Linked DNA regions of Homo sapiens: region 1 is linked to region 2. Evidence: chromatin loops called from intact Hi-C (ENCODE). Cell type or tissue: heart left ventricle. All regions are shown on one strand. Links, peaks and the distances in the headings refer to the core of each region. The heading gives the core; the rest is flanking DNA.

Region 1 (10,684 bases), core at 2,133-7,132, 810 kb before region 2:
TCCTTTCTGGTCATTATGTAGGCATGTATGACTTTGTATGTGTACTGTTAGAGCTCAAGGAAGACATTAAGGATACACAGTTTGTTGACTGCACTGAGCGGTTATTTTTAACATTTCTGCGTTACCAATATCGAATTTCAAACTTCCATTTCAAAGGACTTAAAATTTACACCTGGTTGTGTGCCTTGCTTGTCTGAACAGAATGCTTGCATAAATAATGAGATTGTTGCTTGGGCGTTGAGTAGCAGAAAATTTCTATCCAACCACCAAAGACTCAGAAACCATTGAGAACCCTAATAATAATTTAAAAAGCCATACCCAATGTTATGTGTGTGTATACTTACATATTCACATTCAAATATTTTCAGTAGTATTTTCCATCTGTTATCAGGGGGGCCACAACCAGAAGCTTGTTGGCCAGCATTGGAGTTTTAGGCTTCCAGGCTACCTCTAGCACACTGGTGAAGTGTTAAGAGGCGTGGCAGATTTGAATCCTAGTTGCTGCATTGTTATGCAAAATGAGACACACTTTTTCTTTGAGGAATCTAATTGCTCTTTTATTCTCTTGGACTTTCTTTCTTTTTTTCCTCAAATGCTTCTTTACAATGCAAATGTTTGCTATTGTAAAGAGGGGATTTAGAGACACCTGTTAGGTCCAAAAGATACTTATTGCGGTAGACTGAGGGGAAAAAAAAAAACAACCCAGTAGATCAGAGGTCCGTCTACCTTGGGGGCATCAGAGAGATGCCATTTTTGTAAAGAACATTTCAAATGAATGAGGAATGTGGGGTATCAGAACCCTTGAAGAGGGTGAGGGGAGGGAGGGCTTCCTTCAATGCAGCCTTTCTCTTATGACTTATATCAGTAACAGCCCAGCATCAGGACTAGGTGCACTGTGGTGTTTCACAGAAAATATTCACCACAAGAGCATGTTCAAAGCAGCCTTAGATCTTTTCTTTTGTTCGTTTGTAAAGTGGTTTTTGAGCATTTCTCGTCAAGTTTCTTGAAAAGTGCTTTGACCAACACCTGAGGCTTAGAATTGACAAAAAAAAAAAAAAAAAAGTGCCTCGGCTTGTATTATATTGTTAATGCTTGAATTCTATTTAAAGTATTCCTGACATGGTATAACTAGAAAGTGACACTTGTGCAGATAAGTATTTAAAATTTTTTTCTTTTATTAAGTTTAAGATAAATCATTCTACAGGCCAGTATAAAAGCATATCACATCCTTTTCTAAAAGGTAATTGTGATGCTCCTTATATTGTTGTAATATTTTGACATTTATTATTATGTATTACAGCAAGAGCATAAAAAGAAGAGTTTTATAAATTATAAAAGTGGTGCTGTCCTCCAGTGTTTTCTTGTTTTTTTTTTTTCTCCTTTAGAAATCTTCCTTTGTAAACAAGGCCTTTGTCAAACTCTTCTAGGTCAGCAGCTTTTTGATACCCCAGAGAAATAATAAATCACTATTTATGACATCTTGACATGGTGCCATGAGGACAACTGAATTATCACATATGTAATACTAAGGACTGTTTCCCAGCATTTGCAAGTGGAAGGAGTGTTGGTAGGACCTGATTTAACCACTTTAAGATTTGATTCTGTTTCTGGTCAAGATGATTTAAGGGACGATAGGGACAAATTCTTTGGTTAACTTGAGTTACCTTAGAAAACTATATGAGTTACATTTCTTTTCTGCTGTATTTCTTGTGAACAGATGAGAAAATTTCCCTAGTATGAAAGCCACATTTAGGGGCTATTTCTGATTTCTCCTTTTTAATGTAAAAGAATTATCTTCTAAATTGTTTTTTTTTCCCCCTTAAATATTGTGTTTTGGAGATGTCTTTGGCCAATAGAGGATGTGAATTTTCTGTCATTTTTGGAAGCGTTCTTATTAGGGGACTCTAACCTTTAGCCGGTTAATAAAGCCATGGGTCATTCGCTAAGTAGTGAATAGAAAATACACATGGTGGTAATTTATTTGATAGCATATTTAGGAAGGCCTGGAGTGATTATTTTTTCTATATAGAAACTTATGACTTTATACTTACTAGGGACTATAGGAGTCTAAAACTATGTTCTGCCAGAGTCATTATGAAAGAGAGCATATTTATTTACGTAAGATATTTATCATTAAGTTAAATGGGATCTTGCAACCTGGGCTGGCAAAACTGCAGCTTTCTTACTGTTTATTATGAGTTTATTATTACCCATGTTAATATAGCACTTTTCCTTGAAAGTGTAGGATATGTTAAAGAGAGCTTTTAAGTAGTAAAAGTTATAAATATATCGTCAAAGATGCTTGAATAATTGTACCTCAGAAAAACATACAATAGAGCCAATGAAATTCAGGAACAAAATAGCTGGTCTTTTGAATGTTTGATATAAACACCTCATTAATTTACACATTTGGAGTGATGGTTTAGATATGGAATACAAGATTTTGGCCTGAAACTCTGACATAATGTCCTTCTGGACTTCTGGGTTTGTAATACATTATTATATAATTGAAGCCTAGTATGAATTAGGATATTTTATTAGATAGCTACGACTTCCAGAATATTTGAACAATTGTAATCTGGCCGTATACCTGTAAGATTTACAACAGTTTTTAAAACCACAATATTCTATAGTATTTTTAGGTGGATTAGTATCAATTTAAGCATCAATCTTATGCCAGTATGTCATCTACATCTATGCAAGCAGTAATATTTTAGAAACTTTTTAGAAACTGGCCTAATTTAAATATGGGCTGGCCCTTTTGTAAGTTGATGAATGGGACCCACAGAAGTTGAAATAATATTTAAAGTTTGAAAACCATTAAATATAATTGAAACTCCCTCCTTTAAAAAAAACAAAAACAACTAAACTCAGAATTTGGAATTCAAAATTACTTAAAAATGATAAAAATCTCTAACCAAAAAGGAACGTCATATGTTGGCTTACAGGTTATCCAAGGGAAATTCTGTATCAGTTTGCACTTAAACTGTATTTTTCTGGTTCAGGATGATTATATATTTCTTTACCTACTTGATGTGGTATATTTCAGTTTTTACCATCCCACTGGGAGATGCTTTATCACACATGGATATTGGATGTCCAGAAGGAAAGCCCTCTCCCATCTTCCCCCCTGTGCTTTGTTGAACTGGACATGTAATAAATGGCTTTGCAAATAGTCACAATTATTTTGTGGCTTGCTGTTGTGCTATACTAAAAGACCATTAAGCAGAGTCCAAAATTCTGTAAAAAATAGATGATCTGTAATTGATAATTTATGTGTCTTAAAGAATGTACCTGAACATTTAATATTGTATTTATAATAGCATATTGAATACAAGTAACAAATGGTAAACTGCATGGGCCATGTGATACAGAGAGAGAGATCAGGGTGAGCTTTCTTGAGCTGATGGGGTAGATAAGGTCTTTGAGATGGGATAAGGTTGCTGTAGGGGGAGGGCAGAGGTGGGGGTGGTGGCATCTGAGCATCCCAGATCAGAAGAAAGCCCCGAGATCACAGAGACCCGGCGAGATCACAGAGACCCGGCCTGAAGGAACGTGGAAAGACCAATGTACCTGTTTTGACCGGTTGCCTGGAGCAAGAAGTTCCAGTTGGGGAGAATTTTCAGAAGATAAAGTCGGAGATTGTGGAAAGACTTGACTTGCAGGTTAAAGCATGAATATTTTATCCAATCTGTATTGGAGGCTTGTCTCAGAAGTTTTGAACAAGGGAATACATGAACAAAGCAATATTTTAGATTAATCTGGCAAATTGTGGATTCAAGTCCAGAGTGGGAATTGAAGCTGTTAGAAGGATCCTGGCAATAATGCGAGCATATAGTAGCTCACAAGGTGTCTTCATATCTCATATTTTATTTGATTCGTATCAAAATTGAAGTTGTAGTCAGCTACTGTTATGCCTATTTTGTAGGTAAGGAGCTTGAAACTCAGAGAGGTTAAATGAACTCATTTGTTGATTTTTTAAAAGGCATAGTAACATCATTAATGGCTATTATCCATTTTAACTGCAATGAACTTGGAGTTCATTGTTGAATTGTTGTTGCTACTGTGAAAGTCAGGGCCAGTTGACATTAATGAGTGCCTATGATAGAACTTTAGTTCATTCAGCATATGATGGTTGAGTTTTACTCTTCAGTAAAAATGTGCCATTTTAACCACAGGTTTTTAAAGTATGTATTTCAGACTCTTCTTTTTATATGTTTAAAGTATAAATAAACTTATCTTGGCAGTCAGAAAAGGAAGTGGCTGTTGTTGATTCTTATCAACATCCAGAATGAGGTTGCTTTGCAAAAGGGCCTAACCTAGGAGAGACAGGCATATGTGTAAATATACGTGACATATTACCTTTCAGGGTGTCATGATTTGAAACTAACTTTTTTTTGTTCAGTTTGTTAGCTTTTGTTTTGACCAGTTTGCCCAGCCCTTTGGGTTCCACTGAATTTTAAAAGTGATTTTCATCTGTGATTACCTTTATAACTACTAATGGACATGAGTCTCAGAGTAGAGGATGCTTTGCTCTAAAGGGTTTCTAACACTTAGGTTTTCTCGTAAATTCCCTTTTTAAAACAATTTTTCCTTTGTGGGATCACTGTCAGTCCTCATGGAAGAGGCCATGAAATTGCATCGCTGGTAGACTCTTTTGAGATGGCAACTCATGGTATCTATAAGGGTGGTAATGTTAAGAGCCAGGATCCTATTAAGGCAGTGTCTGAGGTTCATGGGGGACTAATTAGCTGCTGCCGAGTTTGTTGTTATCTTTTGTTGTGCACAGAGCTGCCTCACAGCCTTTGCCAGGTCTGACTCTGGGCAAGGACCATTCCCAAGGCAGTTTATTTAAAGTGAGGGTAGCAGCTCACCCACATCCTAATTTGTTGCCCTGATTGAAAGATGAAGGAGAGTTCACAGAAGCCCAAGGAACAGAGCAAAGTTTTAATCTAACAACTTTTAAAAAACATATTTGACTTTGAAACGAATGGGAAAGTGTTGTGAATAACCCCAAGAATGCTGAAGAAATGTTCTCAGTGATTTTCTAGGGTCTTGATGGAGCAACTTATAAGGTTAACTTTAGAACCCGGTGTGATTTGTATCTGACAGATCACATTATGCATTGTTTAAAGTTGCACAGCTCAGACCAAGAAGCAGTGTGGGCCTTGGTAATGTTTCACCGCTTATCCCGACAACCTTGGCCTGTAAAAAGGAAACTTCGGGTAGATTTATTTCCTTTATCTGCATTGCTGTTCTCCTTACCCACCCCGCACTGCTTCCCCATTAAGAATAACAGTGCTTGAGGCCCAGTTCTGAAGATGTTGCTACTTCTTGTGGGTGAATTATCAATTCATTTACAGAGAAAGCCACATACAAAACAAGAGGCAGCCCTTCAGGTCAGGGGAGATGTTCTGAATCAGCAAACAGACATAAAAAGAACTCTTATCTTAACTATCTCCTGAACCTTGCAGTTCTCCTGTAACAGCCAGAACACTTTAATAAGACTGGGATATTCTTGGAGATGTGGACTGGGCCTAACTTTTATTTCTGATATTCCACCTTTAACCTGGACCTCCAAGTTTTTCTGTAAAGTGAGCTGTGAAAAAAGACAGGCTGGAGATCCAAGATTTCCTTGTGCTTTCTTATGAAGTTTGGTGAAGAGCAATTTAAGAGATATTGTCAAGGTTGGTGTGCTGCCCCAAACTCTGCGACTAGAAACCAAAAGTTTCTAGGGAACTTTTTTTCTTTTTTTTAAACTTGAAGGCCTTGCTGAAATGCTACCTTCTCCATTACACTTTACCTAATTCCTTTCTCTCCTGTAACCTCTGAGCTAAAGGTAATGTCTCCCATTCTATGACTGTGTTGGATAGTTTGGCTGTACCCCTCCGTGTCCTGCAGGATCTTTCAATATTTTTATCTTGTTGCTACTTACGCACAAGTCTGATTTCCGTATCAGACTTCCAGAGTTGTGGGGTAAGCCTTCTATTCATTTTTGTACCGCCTGCATGCCTTGTACCTAGTAGATACTCGGTATGGTAACTAAAACATCATCGACCTTTTCAGTTGATGACATGGTCTTCTTTTCACATTCCAGGGCTTCTCTTTACTTCTCTAGCCTGTGGTAAGTTAATATATTATCACAACCAAAGCCTAGTCCTTGCAAGATATCCCTTCCACTGTTTCTGACCTTTTTTTCTTTGGCTTCTACTTTCTACCCCTGCACATTGCTCTGGCCTGGTGAAAACTCTGGTGGAAACATGGCTTGCTAGATCCGTGTCATAGCTCAGTGTTGGGCTGGGAGTCAAGGGATAAAAGATTCTGCCTGCGGTTTCTCTCCTGTTGCAGATGTTACTTTGGGCAAGCCATGTTTTCCCCTTCTGCCTTATTGCCCTCATCTTTTCAATGGCGTTGTGGCAAAATGTCTCTTCAAATCACCAGAATTATTAGGAAACACATGTAGGTGTGTTCAAATATTACTCCACATGTGGGGGTCTTTGGTGTTTCTGTTGGTTACAATTAGACTGTAAGACACAAGTTTTGTCATGGTTGGAGTGGTGACCCTTAAAATTCCATGAAGTTGAACTCCTTTTAATATGCAGATGGCTGTGCTGAGCCTTTCAGCTAAGGGCAGAGGAGATTTGGGCTGAGGGAGGATGACTGTGGTGTTTGGAGCTCTGGCAAGCTCCTCTGGGGCCTCTTCTTTTTAAAAACACACACTCTCTAGTTGTGAATGTAGGAAAGTGGGAAGTAAGGACGAAATCAAGACAGAGTATACTGCTGAGAAATTCTTGCCTAAGAACATAGTGGTTTGGCCCTCGGGGAGTCCTGGTCTGGGGGAGGGTGGGGACCAGCAATGCATGTGTATGGGGAGGTTGCTGTGCCCCCCTCTCCCCAGATACATTTTTGTCATTATGTTTTTAGCCACAGACACATAGTTGTGGAACAGGTCGTTCTTTTCTGTGACAACGGGAAACTCCCTCCTTCTCCTAACACAAAATAAAAATAGATTTTGTGTGTTATTATGTGAGCAGACCTACCACTGCCCTGTGAAGTCCATCTGGGCCCTCTCCTCCAGCCCACCCTACTATGCTTACTGCTGTCGTCACCACCCTATCTCTATTGTCTCATTAGTGCTTTGGAGAAGAAAGGGGTAGAGAGTCCAGGGGATACTGGCAGGGCTGGTGAGGGAGAAGTGGAGTTGGCCAATACTGGACTTTAAACCTTAACCATACTAACTTAGTAATGATGTGCTGCTTGAGACTAGCACCTCTTTCTAATTTATTTCCCCAGGTTTCTTCATACTGTGGGAAAGTTTAATTACATACTTGAACTGTAAAATAAAATTGCCACCCGAAATGTAGAGGAAGAATAAGAGGCCAGGATTATAGGCCTCATCTTAGAGAGTCCTCCCCTTGGGTTTACTTGGGTGATGGTAGCCACAGCAGATCCTAGGGCAGCCCTGATTTTGCCTTGGAAGTCCATTAATGGACTTTCCAACACACAGGTTTGGATGAAGTCTTCAAGATGCTCTGGAGGCAGCAGGCATCAAGTCACGGATGGACAGCTGGAAGGGACCTTTGAGATACTCCTATCCTGAGCCTAGAGGAAGTCAGGACCCCAGACGAAAGGCACTTTTCCCAGGGCCCTAGAGTTGGTGGTGACCCTGAGACCAGAACCCAGGTCTCTCAGCTCCCAGTGAGACATCAGTGAATATCACGTCACGTTCTATGAGAGTCCAGATCTCTGCCATTCATTAGTTATATGGCACAGGGTACATTTCTTCATTTGTTAAACTGTACTGTTAGTCTGAGCCACACACATGCATTGAAGTCCAGGCATCTGAGGTTCTCTTCTTATTAAATAGTTTCCTATATAACACGTTCCTATATTAACATTCCAATTATATGCCCGTAATTTTCCACTTCCCTTCCAACATGTTTTCCCTCTAAGACGTTTTTAATAGTTTCCTTTAGCAAAAAAAACGAGGAGCATTTTTATGGGACTATGTATGAGTAATTACAACATTCTCTGAGATTCCCAGGTGGAAATGATAATGCATGTGGAAAGTAGCATTATGGGCTAATGTATATTAGAATTTCATGTTTAATATACATCAATTATATTAAACGTAGGAATATCAGCCTAACTTCAGTGTTTGTATCTTCATTGTTCAAACTCGTGGTATATTACTTTAATACCTATTGAAGCTGATTTCAGTGTAAACCATAACAGGAAGTAAGCAATTTCCTTTTATTCACTAAAAAATAAAAGGGTGTATTAGTGTGCTCATATACATGAAAGAGCATTGTATCTTGTAGTAGCCCTGAATCGACGTCAGCTTCCTAAATTTAAAATGCTGACTGAACCTGTGTGAGGTGGTGGAAAGCAAAAAGAAAAAAAAGTTCCGTCTGCTTTGTTCATCACAAAGAATAAATAATAACATTGGGCTCTCTAGTGAATTCAAGGCTGTAATTCACTGTTGAGGCTCCCCTGTTGTTTAGAAGCCACTTGTACTGGGTTCCCTTAGTCCTGTTTTGATCCCCTGCTTATGATCACTCTGAAGTAGCCTTTGACTGCTTCCTGTTTCAGCTCTAATTTACTTGTCAAAATGGCCTAAATTCTTGCCTACACTTTAAGGATTTCTTTATGGGAACACAACTCAAACACTGATGACTCTGTGGTTTTTATTTATAAAATTAACTGAAGCTGGCTACAGTGGCTCACACCTGTAATCCCAGCGGTTTGGGAGGCTGAGGTGGGACGATCACTTGAGGCCAGGAGTTCAAGACCAGCCTGGGCAATATAGTGAGACTCTGTCTTTACAAAAGATAAAAAAAATTAGCTTGGCACGGTGGCGCCGCCTGTAGTCCTAGCTACTTGGGAGGCTGGTTGGGGAGGATCACTTGAGCCTAGGAGTTTGAGGCTTCAGTGAGCCATGATCTCTACTGTCCTCCAGCCTGGGCAATAGAGAGAGGCCCTGTCTCTAAAAATATGAAAAATTAAAATAAAGTTAAAATTAAAAAGTTGATTTTATTAATAGTTGGCCCTTGAAATTTACTCTGCAGTTGATTCATCAGATAATTTTTGAGCTATGACTATATGCTGGTTGAGGTGCTGGGAACGTGGAAGGGAAACTGAGCATGGCCTGCCTTCATGGCCCTCATACTCTAGAGATTCAGTGCAAGTGATGGGTCGCTAGGAGTGGAAAGAATGTGTTTTGTGTACTGCCCCTCCAGCCCGCCATTCCACTGTGGGTAAAGAGCCCTGCTATGGTGACTAGGCCACCACGGTCTCATTCCATCTCTGCCACTAAACAATGGGTAAGCAAATCACTTAGGGTATGTCATTCTGTATTTTGTGAGGCTGACAGCAAAAAGTTTCTCCATGTACAGATGTGTGCCTCCAAGGTAACATCATAATATAGAACAATTACTGTTGCTAGTGGAATTCAGCTATCTTGCCGGCATCATTGATCTCTATCAGAATGTGGAAAACAGCTTATTTGCTCATTCTGGCTCATAGCCAAGATGCAGTTGTACCCACTCTATGAGGCATTTCCAATGGGGATGCCAAGAAGCCTTGGAGTGTGGGTGGTGGAATATAGTTCTGCTGAAATTGTAGAACCAGAATTTCCACACCTCATCTGTGGTGAGCTCTGATCCAGTAGTCATGGATGACTTCTCTCAAGGATTCTTGACCAGAGCCAGGTCTGGGACAAATCCCTGGTTTTAACTGTCTGAGGGGGTCTCTGCTTCAATTAATTAGCTGGCAAGAGGATCACGTCTTAAACTGTCCCTCCTGATCACTTCTGGTAGGGTGGAGTTGGTGGGGAAAGTAATGCTAAATAAGGGTGGCCGTTTGTTGTGCTGAGACTACAGCTGTGTTTTTCACACATGTCATTGCATTGAAATCTCAAAAGAAGAAACATTAAATAACGTAGCTAGTAATTACATATATGAGTATTTGAACCCATATTTGTCTGATTCCTATAGCCTTTGCTTTTTTCATGATTGGGACTTCTCTTTCATTCTCAAATTAGAAGATTGTATTTTTCCCGGTTTAACTATCTTGAAGTTTTGAATGCCCACTCACTTATGAAAATGAGTCTTGGTTGGATACTTTTTAAAGGGTTCTGTATTTTAATGGCTTTGTGGGGGTTAATGTCTTGTAAGGTGTCCAAGGTAGTAAGTAATGGAGAGCATCTGTTGACTTCAGTAATAAATTTCAAACTTGTTTAGAATTCTGCTTATGTGTTAAATTTGAGTTTCTCCAGTGAGTCCTTTTGTATCTTAGATGATTTATATTTTTCTGGGGAATCATTTAGTGTGTGTGTTTTTTTTAAACAAGTGGTCTTCATAAAGACTAGGGCAGACGGATGTATATCACACTCACTCAAACATCTGGACTAGACAGGGCAGCTCTGTTTGATGTTTGTTACAGAAATGGCACCATCAAATGCTAACAATTGTTTTATTCTGGTCTTAACATCATGTTTAAAACATGCCTTCCTTTTTTCTGCTTTTCAACTTAGCATTACTCTACTGACTGGCAGAGACAGGAGAGGTAGATGTCCACGCCCACAGACCCTGGTGCGATGCCCCACCCAGGGCCTTCGCCGGGGCCTGGGCCTTCCCCTGGGCCAATTCTTGGGCCTAGTCCAGGACCAGGACCATCCCCAGGT
Region 2 (11,710 bases), core at 2,593-7,592:
TGACATACAGTAAACGACACAATGCATGTGCTGGTTAACACAATTCCTAGCCTATAGTAAATAATCAATAAAGAAGTTATTGTTATTGTTTAAAGGCACACATATTTTAAGCAGCCCAGCCAGGATTTGAATACCAAACTCACTTCTAACACCATGGTCATACAGCTGTGACCTCAGGGTAGTTGAGAAAGAATCCTGAGTGAAATATTTATAAATTGTCGGAGCTGAGGGGGCAGTCCTATCGTAAAAAGATCCTGCTGAATTTATAAGAAAGCGGCAGCTGATGACTTGCTACTTTCCTTCAAACTGTAATATAGCATCTGGTTAGACCTATGCATCTGACTTGACAAAGGCTGCCCCTCCAGGTGCCGTAAAACTATGAGAATCTGTTGTCTTCCAAGCCATTATGTATTAATCCAAATACACAAGAGTCACAGGAAATTTATTACAAAACAGGATTAAGCAGCAACAATGAAAACTACTTTAGAATTCTGAAATGATTATATTTTAGTTAAAGATCTTCGCATGATGTTTACAAAAGCATGGAGGAAAAGAATGAAGTAATATGTTCACATCACAAATATAAAGAAGTTGGCAATTGAGAACATACTAAATTATATGGAGTTTAGAACAACACATTTATAAAATACTACTGAACTAATAAACTTCTCAAGATAACTTTAAGGAAACACTGGCTTATTTTAAGAATTATTAAAAAATGACTGAAAAGACTGATAATCTTTTCAAAACTCCCTAGCAGTAAGGTCCCTCACTTTTAAATTTTTATGTAGTTCAGTGTTATGGAAGATATTTAAAACTTTTGGCCAAATACACCGGAAACAATGATAAGATCATCTGTCATGAATGGTCAGCTACTCCTGAGAGTGAGGCAACTTCAACTGTTAAAAATTGCAACAATGAGTATATGCTACTTACAGTTTTAATTTTCCCTTGAATCAACTTCTGCAAATCACTCATTAACTTTACTCTTTTTTCTTTGTCACAGTCTTTTCTACAAATGAGGAGAGGAAGGAAACACAGTTGAAATAAAGAAGTTATTTTAAACACACAAAATTAAAAACTGTACCAGTATATGTTCTCCAAGTTCAGCATGATTTTCTTTTCTAAGGCAGCAAACCTCTGCCATTAAAATTACTATTCCAGAGCAGCCAGACAAAAGTAATTTTCTCAAAGGCAGAAACTCATCTCAAAAGGTATAATTTTAGGTATCAATCCAAATCTTAACAGCCAGAACTTCAGAAGTAAAAAAAATAATAAAACAAATCTAAGATAACAAATACTGAAGTATCTCAAAATCTAGCTGATAAGAAATTGTCCTTCATTTTCTCAGAAATCTCTCAGGAAGAATGTCAAATTTATTTCAACCTCATACATTTTCATAAGCATATCCGATGCCATCATAATGATTCTACACACTTCTGTGACGGGCAGACTTCCAAGTACTGATGTCTCTAATGGGGTGTCATGAGGACCCCCTCAATAACCCAAGTGCTATGTCATTTATTTTAGGACATCTCACTATTTACAAGGTACACTGACTTCTCCACTGTTGCAAAGGGACTAACAAAGGCATCTTTAGGTAGAATTACCTTCTTAAAATCTCCCACATCTGCTTTGCCCGAACAACAATGTCATAGTTGGTTTTATCACTGAGTTGTCTGCTTTGCTTCAGTTCTTTCTTCTTCTTTTTGAAGTCATCCCATTTGGGCTTCTTGGCTGCTGATTCTAGTTATTATAGAAATTATTTTCAATTACATTTAACATTCTAAGTGTCATACACCAATACAAATTAGGTAAAAAGGGCAATCACTAATCAGGATCAATGCTCATTCTGGAAGCTAAAAAGGGGAACATACCATCCCCCATATATACTTCACTTTGCTTTCTGAGCAGTTTGTACATTTTACATTTGGTTAAATTTAAATCTTCATTAATTCTTCTAACAGGATACCTATTAAGAGAAAAGGACACTAAAAGAATTACAAAAGTAACTAGAATATTTTAAATATCTTTTTCAATTGTGAAATAAAATTCTACTTTTTAAGATTAAGATCATTGGACTTTAGGTATAATTAACTTCCAATGAAAACAAAAATTAGTCCAAATGAAAACAAGAAAAACAACTTCGAAAATTCACTGTTCTGAGTGCTGTTGTATATTAAGTCACTTATTTCTTACAACAACTCGAAGAGGTAGGTATTAATATTACCCTCTCTTCCATGGTGGGGAAAAAGAACAAAGCAGTTGAGCTCTCTATCTGAGGCCACACAACCTGCAATGGTAGAATTAGGACTCAAACCTAGAAACAACCCTCTGCTGTCTTAGTCATGACAATGAACAACCAAAATTTCCAAGTTCGCCACAAACAGAGTGATACTATAAAAGTCGAATATCTATCACCACTTTTTTGTCTTCAAAATCCAAGTAACTTACCAATTGAACTAATGATGCCAAACAAAGAACAACTTACTAAAATGGGTATTATTTACATGAGTATCTGGCACAGAATCTTTTGGGGGAATTAGTCACTTCTAACTATCTCCCTGTCTCTATAAAAAACTGGGAAAAATGCAAAAAAAAAAAAAAAGAAAAGAAAAACCCTGTAAAACCAAAACCTAGCTATAGCCACTGATAATTTTCCCCTTGCTTCTTCTCCATACATGTTTTAATCTTTAAAAACTCAAAAAGTGGCCAGCTGCAGTGGCTCACGCCTATAATCCTAGCACTTTGGAAGGCTGAAGAAGAAGAATCATTTGAGGCCAGGAGTTTGAGATCAGCCTGGGCGAAATAGTGAGACCCCGTCTCCACAAAAAATTAAATTAAAAAATTAGCCGGGTGTGGTGGTACATGCCTGCAGTCCCAGCTACTTGGGAGGCTGAGGCAGGAGGATCACTTGAGTCCAGGAGGTTGAGGATGCAGTGAGCCATCATCACGCCATTGCACTTCACAGTCTGGGCAACAAAGTGAGACCCTCAAAAAAGAAAAAAATTCAGAATCTGCCTTCACTCAATATGATTAGATTATGTTTGCTCATGAAATTAACATTCCTCAAGAACATAATTTTTAATGGCTATCCAATATACTACAATGTATTTATTATTCCTTTATTGTTTACTTATATATTCATTCCCTGTCTGGTAATACAAAAGATTATAGGCAACAGAGGGCATATTTACCATTATATTAATATGGTATCCTCTACTATACAATAGAGGATAGGAACTGATCCAGGGCTAATTTAATTCCATAAATATTTGGGTACCCTTGACATATGTCATGCTAGGCTGCAGTACATTTATCAGTGTGGGGGTTGTCTAGTAACCAATCTCTCATGTTATTTTATCAGTCTAGTTACTGATACAAAAATATGAGAAAATGAAATCCAGAGTCCCATTTTGAGATATCAGGAACATATCTCCCATAGCAAAAGAAATCATAACTTTCCTCATATCAATGTGAGAAATTAATGTATATGTGTTTAAAATGCAGGCATCAAAAACTCCAGTAGAGAAAGAAAGATTTGGGATCTAGTAGAGAGGTTAGGAAAGAGAAAGTAGAAAAGAGAGCTGGAAGAGAAACTTCTGGCAATTGGGGAGGAGGAAGATGAGGGAGAAAGAAAAAATGAAAAGAGAAGATCAAGACTGGAGCATGAAAAGATCCTGGAGCCCTAATGGGAAACGATGGCATTTCCCCTCCTTCCTCTCTCCCTACCTCCTTGTCTTAAGGCTGCTGTCCCTCTGGTAAGCAGCCCTTAGGCAGGGTAAAAAGCAAGCACCAGGACTAGGGGATGGCACTGAGAAAACCATCCCCAGTGGTCTCAGCTGGCAACAAAGGAGCAGTGTTAAGACACGCTGTGCTGGAGAAAAAGAGAATAAAAGGCACCAGAAAAATTCTCAGGATGTTGCAAAGAAAGTAATGATATGACAATCCACATAACCTGGAAACTGCTTGTTTGAGATCAGTGCAGGACAAAGCACGACAGCGGAATGTTATAAAATAGAGAGCAAAGTTCTGGGTTAGAAATGACCCACTGAACATCGTTGACAGAGATGGGCAGTTTGTTTCAACAGACAAGCACGAGACCTGCCAATACTTCCAATCAGTGAGCAACTTGTCCTGAATCAATTAAAATCAAATCTGTCATGTGTGCACAACACCTTCTCTGGAACTACTATGGATCTGCGCCATCAGAGGGATTTATTGTATTAGACTGGCCTAAGCTCTGTGAAGGCAGGGTCTCTATGTTTCTTGCTCACCAAAGCATCCTTAACCAAGGCTGACACTTAGCTGGGGACAGACTGATTCTTTAAAGCCAGATTCTATGATTAGTTGGGGCCTGTATCCTTACTGATTATTTTTGTGTGTGTGCGTGTGTGTGTGTGTGTTTTGCCCTATCTCCTGGTACAATGCATAGAAAACTCAAATACTCGTTCGATGAACGAATAAATTTTAGCTTATAAAAAGAAATGTTTTATTGAGGTTCCACTGTATAAAGCCATTATAATTTAACTTAACTCCATGGCTAAGGTAATTCAGAAAAGGGCTAAGAAATAAGAAACTCTAAGCACCAGAGGAAAATTGTGAGCATGAAAGATGCTTTGTTGTTTATTTAAGCCACCTACCTGTCCCAAAATGTTACCTGCCAAGGAATAAGAATGTGAGGTTTCTAACGCACCTCCAGAGTCCCTGTGCACAATCGTTCAGGCACTAGTTCAGGCATGAACGAACCAGTACTTACCATCGCTTCTACCATCTGGCTGGAATTTTCTCTTCTTGTTGAATTTATTTGCCGGCTGGAATTTGTTCTTTGGTGATTTGTCCCCTTGCTGCTTATTCTTGAACTGCTTTACACCCTTTTTCCCAAGTTTTGTGATACTTTTCTCAAAGTTCCTAGATGTGACTTTAGGTCCACCTTCTTTAGCAACTTTCCTTGTTGGAAATGTCTTTGAAGAACCAGAATCTAGTGACAATAATAATTATAAGTTCAATGATTCTGGGCCCAAATCTCTTTTATCTATTGGATTATATCCATTACAGAAAATTATACTTTTTAATCCCAATACCATGTCTTACTCTCAAATATGCAACATATAGCCTTTTGAGTAGAACTGGATTTAAACAATCAAAACAAAAATAAAAAATTCTTTCCTTGATTATAAAACCACCTAGAGAGTAGAGAAATGTAAAATAAAAGCTACCCATGATTCTACCACTAAAGATAAACACTGGTGTCAGTTTGGTATGTTTCTCTAGTTTTAAGCATATAGCAGAGCTATTATTTATATACCTTTGTATTCTGCTTTAATGATGGTCTACACAGAATTTTCAAGAGTTCAATAACAAAAGAAGTCTTAAGAAATGACTTCTTGAACATTCTTGAAATTTGGAAAGTATATCATAAGGACATCTAAAATGTTAATTTTAAAATTTTCTAGTTTTAAGAAAATTTTAAAGCCTATATTAAAATTATTTATCAAAAACTTTTGATCAAGAAGGCTTACAAATTAGTACCTAACAAATGAGATGCAAACAGTAATGGCTAACATTAAGGAAACATTAATCATTTGTATAGTCCCTTGACTTTTCTGTTTTACAATACTGACACCTGATGGAATAATAAAGACATCACCATTATAAATTCTGAACCTAAACGTATTTGGCTTATGAGCAGTATGTATTAAACAGTCCTAATTTATCAAATGTTAAAATAAAATGTATGGTGAACTAGTGTGAATAAAATGAGGCAACAGCAGCAACAACTGAGATAAGGAGTCTTTCATGAATAAGGCATTCCTCAATCATTCTTGCAATTTCTTAAGTGTCTAAATGTCATGAGCAACATGTTAACTCATACACAATAACACATACTTCTTCCTACTATTTTAATCCTAATCCTAGCCAATGAATACAGATTGAAATTTACTACATGCCCTCCCATCCCCCAATTATAACAGCCAAACACCCACATGGGAAGCATATCTTACCACTATTTTTATGAAATCTGTTTTTTTCTTGTGCTGTCTTTGTACTCTTTCCTGTGAATTGCTTTTTCCCTTTAACTTCCATCGTAGCAACTCTGGAAAACCAAAACCAAAACCAAAAACAATCACTGCAGTTCTCTTCATCAAATAAGAGCTGTTTCATAGTCATTGCCACATTTAGTCCTTCAGTCTACAAATACAATACAAATCAGCCAGATATAGAATGGACAAGTACTTAAATCCAGCAATTTTGCAATCACTGACTCAAATTTTAAAACTGAAAATGAACAAGGTATCAATAAAAAAACTAAGAACAACACACACCCTGGCCAGTGTTTGATATCTCTGGAGGCATCACTTCACTTCCACAATAGTACTGGCTAAAAATAGACCACTATTGACACTAAGTATAATAAGCATCAGAGTTTGCATTTTGTAACCTGGGAAGACTAGGGGATGAATAACTGACAAAATTATCGCTTGATTTCTTGGAGCCTAAAAAGCCAGGAACAAACAATAGGCTGCATGTACCACTACATGCATTTAATATAAGAAAATAAAGGATTATCTGAAAGATTCCTATGCAATCCAACACAGCTAAAACAAAGATTAGCATCCAGTGTTTAATCTGTGATTGTTTTAGACGCAGCCAAGCAATTGGCAGTGAACTCCAAAATAAGATGTTGAAATAGTTAATATTTCATTGAAAGGAATCTGTCTAATAGGCGCTTTATAGGCTACTGAGACACCATGGTGCACAGGATAAACAAGTTATAACCCCTCACCTACCCAAGGTCCCTGAAAGCAGCAGAACAGATCAAGAGAAAAAGCCATTTGGCTCATTTCTCCACTTTCCAAAGTTGGACGATCAACTCATTTGAAAGCTGGCTGTAAACAACAGATGTTAGGGATCCCTAGACAACACCAGATATTTCTAGATTAGAATTGCCCATTCAAGAACTAATTTCTCAGGATATTACCATAAGAGAAAAGAAGGGTTCTGGGATAAAATATATTTGGGAAACAGTAAGTTAAATGACAAGAATCAGCCCGTAAGAAAAGGCTTTTCAGATTCTTTAATTTGCTAATATATACAATCAATTCTCAAGCAAAGGCTAAAGGATGCAGGATTTTCCAACTCCAGTTGAACCACTTTTTCCTGGAACATCATAAGGGAACAGCAGACTTCCAAGGAGTACTCTGGAAAGTGCTGTTCTAATCTAGACTTTTCTAATGATTTTGAAAAATGGACAGTCCCTGAATTACTCAGCTTCCTCAGGGCATTTAGAACTGAAGGGTCACATTATTACTTGGCTATGGCCATCATAACCATACCTGCATCTCTCAGCTCTTCTACACCTGTAGTTTTCTAAGAATCCATTCATTTACATGTTTTCTCTGTATGTTTGTTCTAATTTTTATATTGAAATAATTTTAGCTTTACAAAAGAGTTGAAAAGATACACAGTTCACATATACCCTTTCCCCAGCTTCCCCTAATGTTAACATACAGTTAACTAAGCTACAGAGTTGAGTTGGAGTTTACCAGTTTTTCCACTAATATCCTCTTTCTGTACCAGGATACACTGAATCTGGCCATCAAGTCTCCTTTGTATTTTGTAGAATATTCCTCATTTGGGGTTTGCCTGATGTTTTCTCATGATTAGGCTAAGGCTACACATTTTTTGGAAGACTACCAGAGGTCAAGCTTTCTTCTGGTAGTACTCTATCAAGAGGTACATGACATTAACATGACTTATTACTGTTTATGTTAACCGTGTTCACTTGGTCAAAGTAGTGTTTTCCAGGTTTCTCCACTGTGAAGTTGCCACTTTAACCTTTCCATCTTTATTAGATCCAAACCACCAAGTCCAGCCCAAAGTCAGAGGAAAATTAAGCTCCACTTCCCAGAAGGAGGGGTACTAAAGAATCCAGGCATACGTTAAACTACCACAGCAATTAATAAACATTTTAGACAAGATGTTTGGAGAATATGTAGACATCCTATGTCCTCCTAAGTTTTACCTGCTAACTTTAGCATTTGTCGGTGGATATCGCCTGCAGCAATTACTGCATTTAAATGGTGATCTTCTATTTCTCTTATTACTTTTGCCTTTGTTATTCTCAACTTTTCTGTAGGGAAGACTTGTCCCATCTTTTCCATCTATTTACTTGTATCATATAGTCTCAGATATTTATTTCATTCCTTGGTTATAATCCAATACCACTGTTATTTTGTTGCTCAAATAATGCTAGCTCCAGCCAGGGGGAAGTTTCTCAGGTTGCTTCTGTGTCCTTTTGACGCGGCCCAACTGTTTTGTTTTGCTTTTAAAGCACATCCTTATTTCCTGGCACTGGCTCCAGGTTCCTTCTGTATTTTCCTTAACCTAGCCCTGAAATCAGCCACTTCTCCAAGGAATCCTGGTTCCTTTCATTGAGAATGGTATTTAAAAACCAAGATCTGAGTGCTAGGCGCACTTGTTGTCACTGAGGTGTCCCTGTTTCTATGTCCTTTCGGCAGACAGATTCAGGAAACACATATATGTATATTAACTTATGCATATGCACATACCTATATTTATTTTTATATCTATTACAATAACTTGAAGCTCATACTGATGTTTCCAAATCTAATCAAGCACCACATATTTTCCTCCAGGCATCTCCTCTTGCTCATTTGTAACTTCCTTCTCTGACAGTGAGCAACCTGCTTCCCACCATCTACAATTTATTTATACACATATTCCACCCTACTATACATGCATAGTTTCAGAATTGCTAACCTGTACCCCGTGAGAAATAAATTTACAATGACAGTACAGTGTTGACGTACAATTCTTTTTTGTATCCATTCAAAATACTTTTCCAAAGTTACTTAGAGGCTTGCATGGTGGCTCACACCTGTAATCCCAGCACTTTGGGAGGCTGAGGCAGGTGGATTACCTGAGGTCAGGAGTTCAAGACCAAACCCCATCTCTACTAAAAATACAAAATTTAGCTGGGCATGGTGGTGTTGCAAACATGTAATCCCAGCTACTCAGGGGGCTGAGGCAGGAAAATCACCTGAACCCAGGAGGCAGAGGCTGCAGCGAGCTGAGATTGTGCCACTACACTCCAGCCTGGGCAACAGAGTGAGACTCTATTTCAAATGTTAAACTACCATAGCAATTAATAAACATTTCAGACAAGATGTTTGGAGAATATATGGACATCCTACCTCCTCTTAAGTTTTACTTGCTAACTTTAGCATTCAAGTCAGTGTATTCTGCCTGCAGCAATTACTGCTGCAGGCCAAAAAAAAAAAAAAAAGGTTCTTAGATCAGCCCTTCGGCCCCTCACCCTCTTTAGTGAAGTTACATGTTTATAATATAGTTTAACTGATTTGTCACAGCCTGCATTCCATCCCCAGAAATGCTGGCAGATTTATTAAATGTGCATATAGTCAAGTTTACTCTTTCTGGTGTATAATTCCACGGGCTTCAACAAATGGCTAAGACTCATGCATCCACTACCACAGTATCTTACAGAAAAGTCCTGTCACTCTAAAAAGTCCCCTGGTACAGCTCCTTTGTATTCAACTCCTTCCCTCTTTCCTGACTGCCAATGATTAGGTTTTCACTCCTGTTTTGTCTTTTCCAGAATGGCATTCTTATACATGGAATCATACAATATGTAACTTTTTGAGTCTTGCTTTTTGCACTGGGCAAAATGCAATTTGCTTTGCTTGGGAACCCTGTACCTTCGTAATGAATCATCACATTCAATAGTGTCTCTTGGAATTCGCCCCCCTTTTTCCTTTCCCTCTATTACCCCATTCAGGCTCCTGTTACCTCTTGCTCAGTTTTGTTTAGATCCTATCTGCTTTGATCCACTTTCCGCTGCCTGATTAACCTTCCAGTAGCACACCTATTTCATGTCATTTCCATGCTCCAATAGCTTCAAAGCTTTCCCACTGCCTTCAGGAAAAAGTTCCAACTCAGGCATTCACAGCCATTCAAAATGTGGTCTTAATTCACCCCACTCATCACCACCACACAGGAGCCACTATTCTTATCAGAATAGTGAAGTTTAAAGCCATTCTCTCTACCAACACAATTTCTACCCATCCTTCAAATTCAGTTTAAATGACATTTTCTTATAGACCAACCTCTACATGTTAGCATTCCTCAAATCTTTGCCCTAGGGAACTTCCCTTCTCTCTCCACACTTCTCCCTAGGTGGTCTCATCCAATCTCCTGGCTTTTTATGCTGAGTACTCCCAAATCATGTCTCCATTATGAACTTCTCCTTGGGGTCCAAACTTGTGTATAACTGCTTATCTGATACCTCTAATTATGTGTCTAACAGGAACCTTACCCTTAATATGTCCAAAACATAATTCTCTATGTTGTTCTTTATGTTATTGTTGTTTGCCCCACAAACAACAATATACTATTTTTCCCTGCCCTATCGTCCTCCATCTCAGCCAATGGCACATCATCTACTTTACTGCTCAAGTAAGAAATCTGAGTTACCCTTGACATTTTCCTCTCTACTCTGCCACGCTGAACCATAAGTTAGTTCTCTTAAATGTCCCTTACGTCACCACCCTAATGCAAACTATTACCAATACAATCTCTTGAGCTTCCAAATGTAATACATTTTCTAAAGAGAACCAGGGCCTATTCATGATTCTCACTTGCTTACAAGTCTTCAATGTTTTCTACACATGGTAATAGGAACGGAAATGTTTTCCTATTGTACAGAAAAAAAAATTCCCCATCATGACCTTCAAGGCCCTACAGAACCTAGTTCCACTCTATCCGGCTAACTTTATCTTGTACTCTAACTATACTCCTTCCTAGCTCCCATCTCAGGAACTTAGCCCATTATCGCCTCTGCTTGAAGTACTCCCTGAGCTTCCAAATCTCCGTTTAAAGATCACTTCTTCAGACTCCACTATCTGCCAACTCAGCATCCAGTTCGTTTCCTCCCAGCACTTAGAATCTGCGTACATTCAGGCAAACCGCCTAGCACTGGAGTTGGGGTTTGTGAAGTAGCACAGACAGGCTGATCAGGCCGAGCACGGGCTGGGATTCCGGAGTGAAGCTAGTCCACTCTAACCCGGCACGCAGGGCAACGTGGTGGGAGAGAGGTCGGAGTCCCGCCCTTCTTTTTTTTTTTTTTTTTTTTTTTGAGACGGAGTCTTGCTCTGTCTCCCAGGCTGGAGTGTAGTGGCACGATCTTGGCTCACTGCAAGCTCCGCCTCCCGGGTTCACGCCATTCTCCTGCCTCAGCCTCCCAAGTAGCTGGGACCACAGGCGCCCGCCACCATGCCCGGCTAATTTTTTGTAGTTTTAGTAGAGACGGGGTTTCACCGTGTTAGCCAGGATGGTCTCGATCTCCTGACCTTGTGATCCGCCCGCCTCGGCCTCCCAAAGTGCTGGGATTACAGGCGTGAGCCACCGCGCCCGGCCAGTCCCGCCCTTCTTGCCAGGCTCCAGTCAGTCCCAAACTCCTAGCCCAGAAAGAGGCCAGAGGAGACTGCCCAGTGGACAACAGCCCCGAGAGACCTTCCCGACTTCCAGCGCCCGGCAGGGTGCGAACCCCTCCCAAGAGCGACCGCTGAGCCTGCCACACTCACCGCACACGTGGGACCGAGACAGCTCGCGCAGCGGATCCCGACCGCCTCTCCGCTTCCGCTTCCTTGCCTTGCTCCGCCCCCGGGCC

Evidence for each region. Hi-C counts contacts between places; a loop is a spot of excess contacts. Peaks named below come from ENCODE experiments on the same cell type or tissue, not always from the same donor. Only the 100,000 strongest peaks of a DNase experiment are listed, where the experiment ranks them.
Region 1: it touches region 2 in a loop (9-fold over the local background); 33 of 110 quality-filtered maps call a loop at or near these places.

The regions. Positions count from the first base shown.
Region 1 is chr9:2,018,453-2,029,136 of GRCh38, forward strand. It overlaps SMARCA2 (SWI/SNF related BAF chromatin remodeling complex subunit ATPase 2), which reads left to right. Exons shown (of 34, transcript NM_003070.5): 2 at 10,535-10,684. The coding sequence starts at 10,571. Among named protein-coding and RNA genes, the nearest start is that of SMARCA2, 8.4 kb to the left of the region's middle. RefSeq lists enhancers at 521-1,119, 5,102-5,151. In heart left ventricle, for the core only: no CTCF peak of the experiment used is centred there; no DNase peak of the experiment used is centred there; H3K27ac peaks cover 3,331 bases.
Region 2 is chr9:2,832,421-2,844,130 of GRCh38, forward strand. PUM3 (pumilio RNA binding family member 3) reads right to left here and starts at 11,675. Exons shown (of 18, transcript NM_014878.5): 1 at 11,625-11,675; 2 at 6,006-6,097; 3 at 4,760-4,981; 4 at 1,611-1,746; 5 at 937-1,012. The coding sequence starts at 6,087. RefSeq lists enhancers at 10,704-11,265, 11,649-11,710. In heart left ventricle, for the core only: a CTCF peak has its summit at 5,632; no DNase peak of the experiment used is centred there; H3K4me3 peaks cover 1,363 bases; H3K27ac peaks cover 661 bases.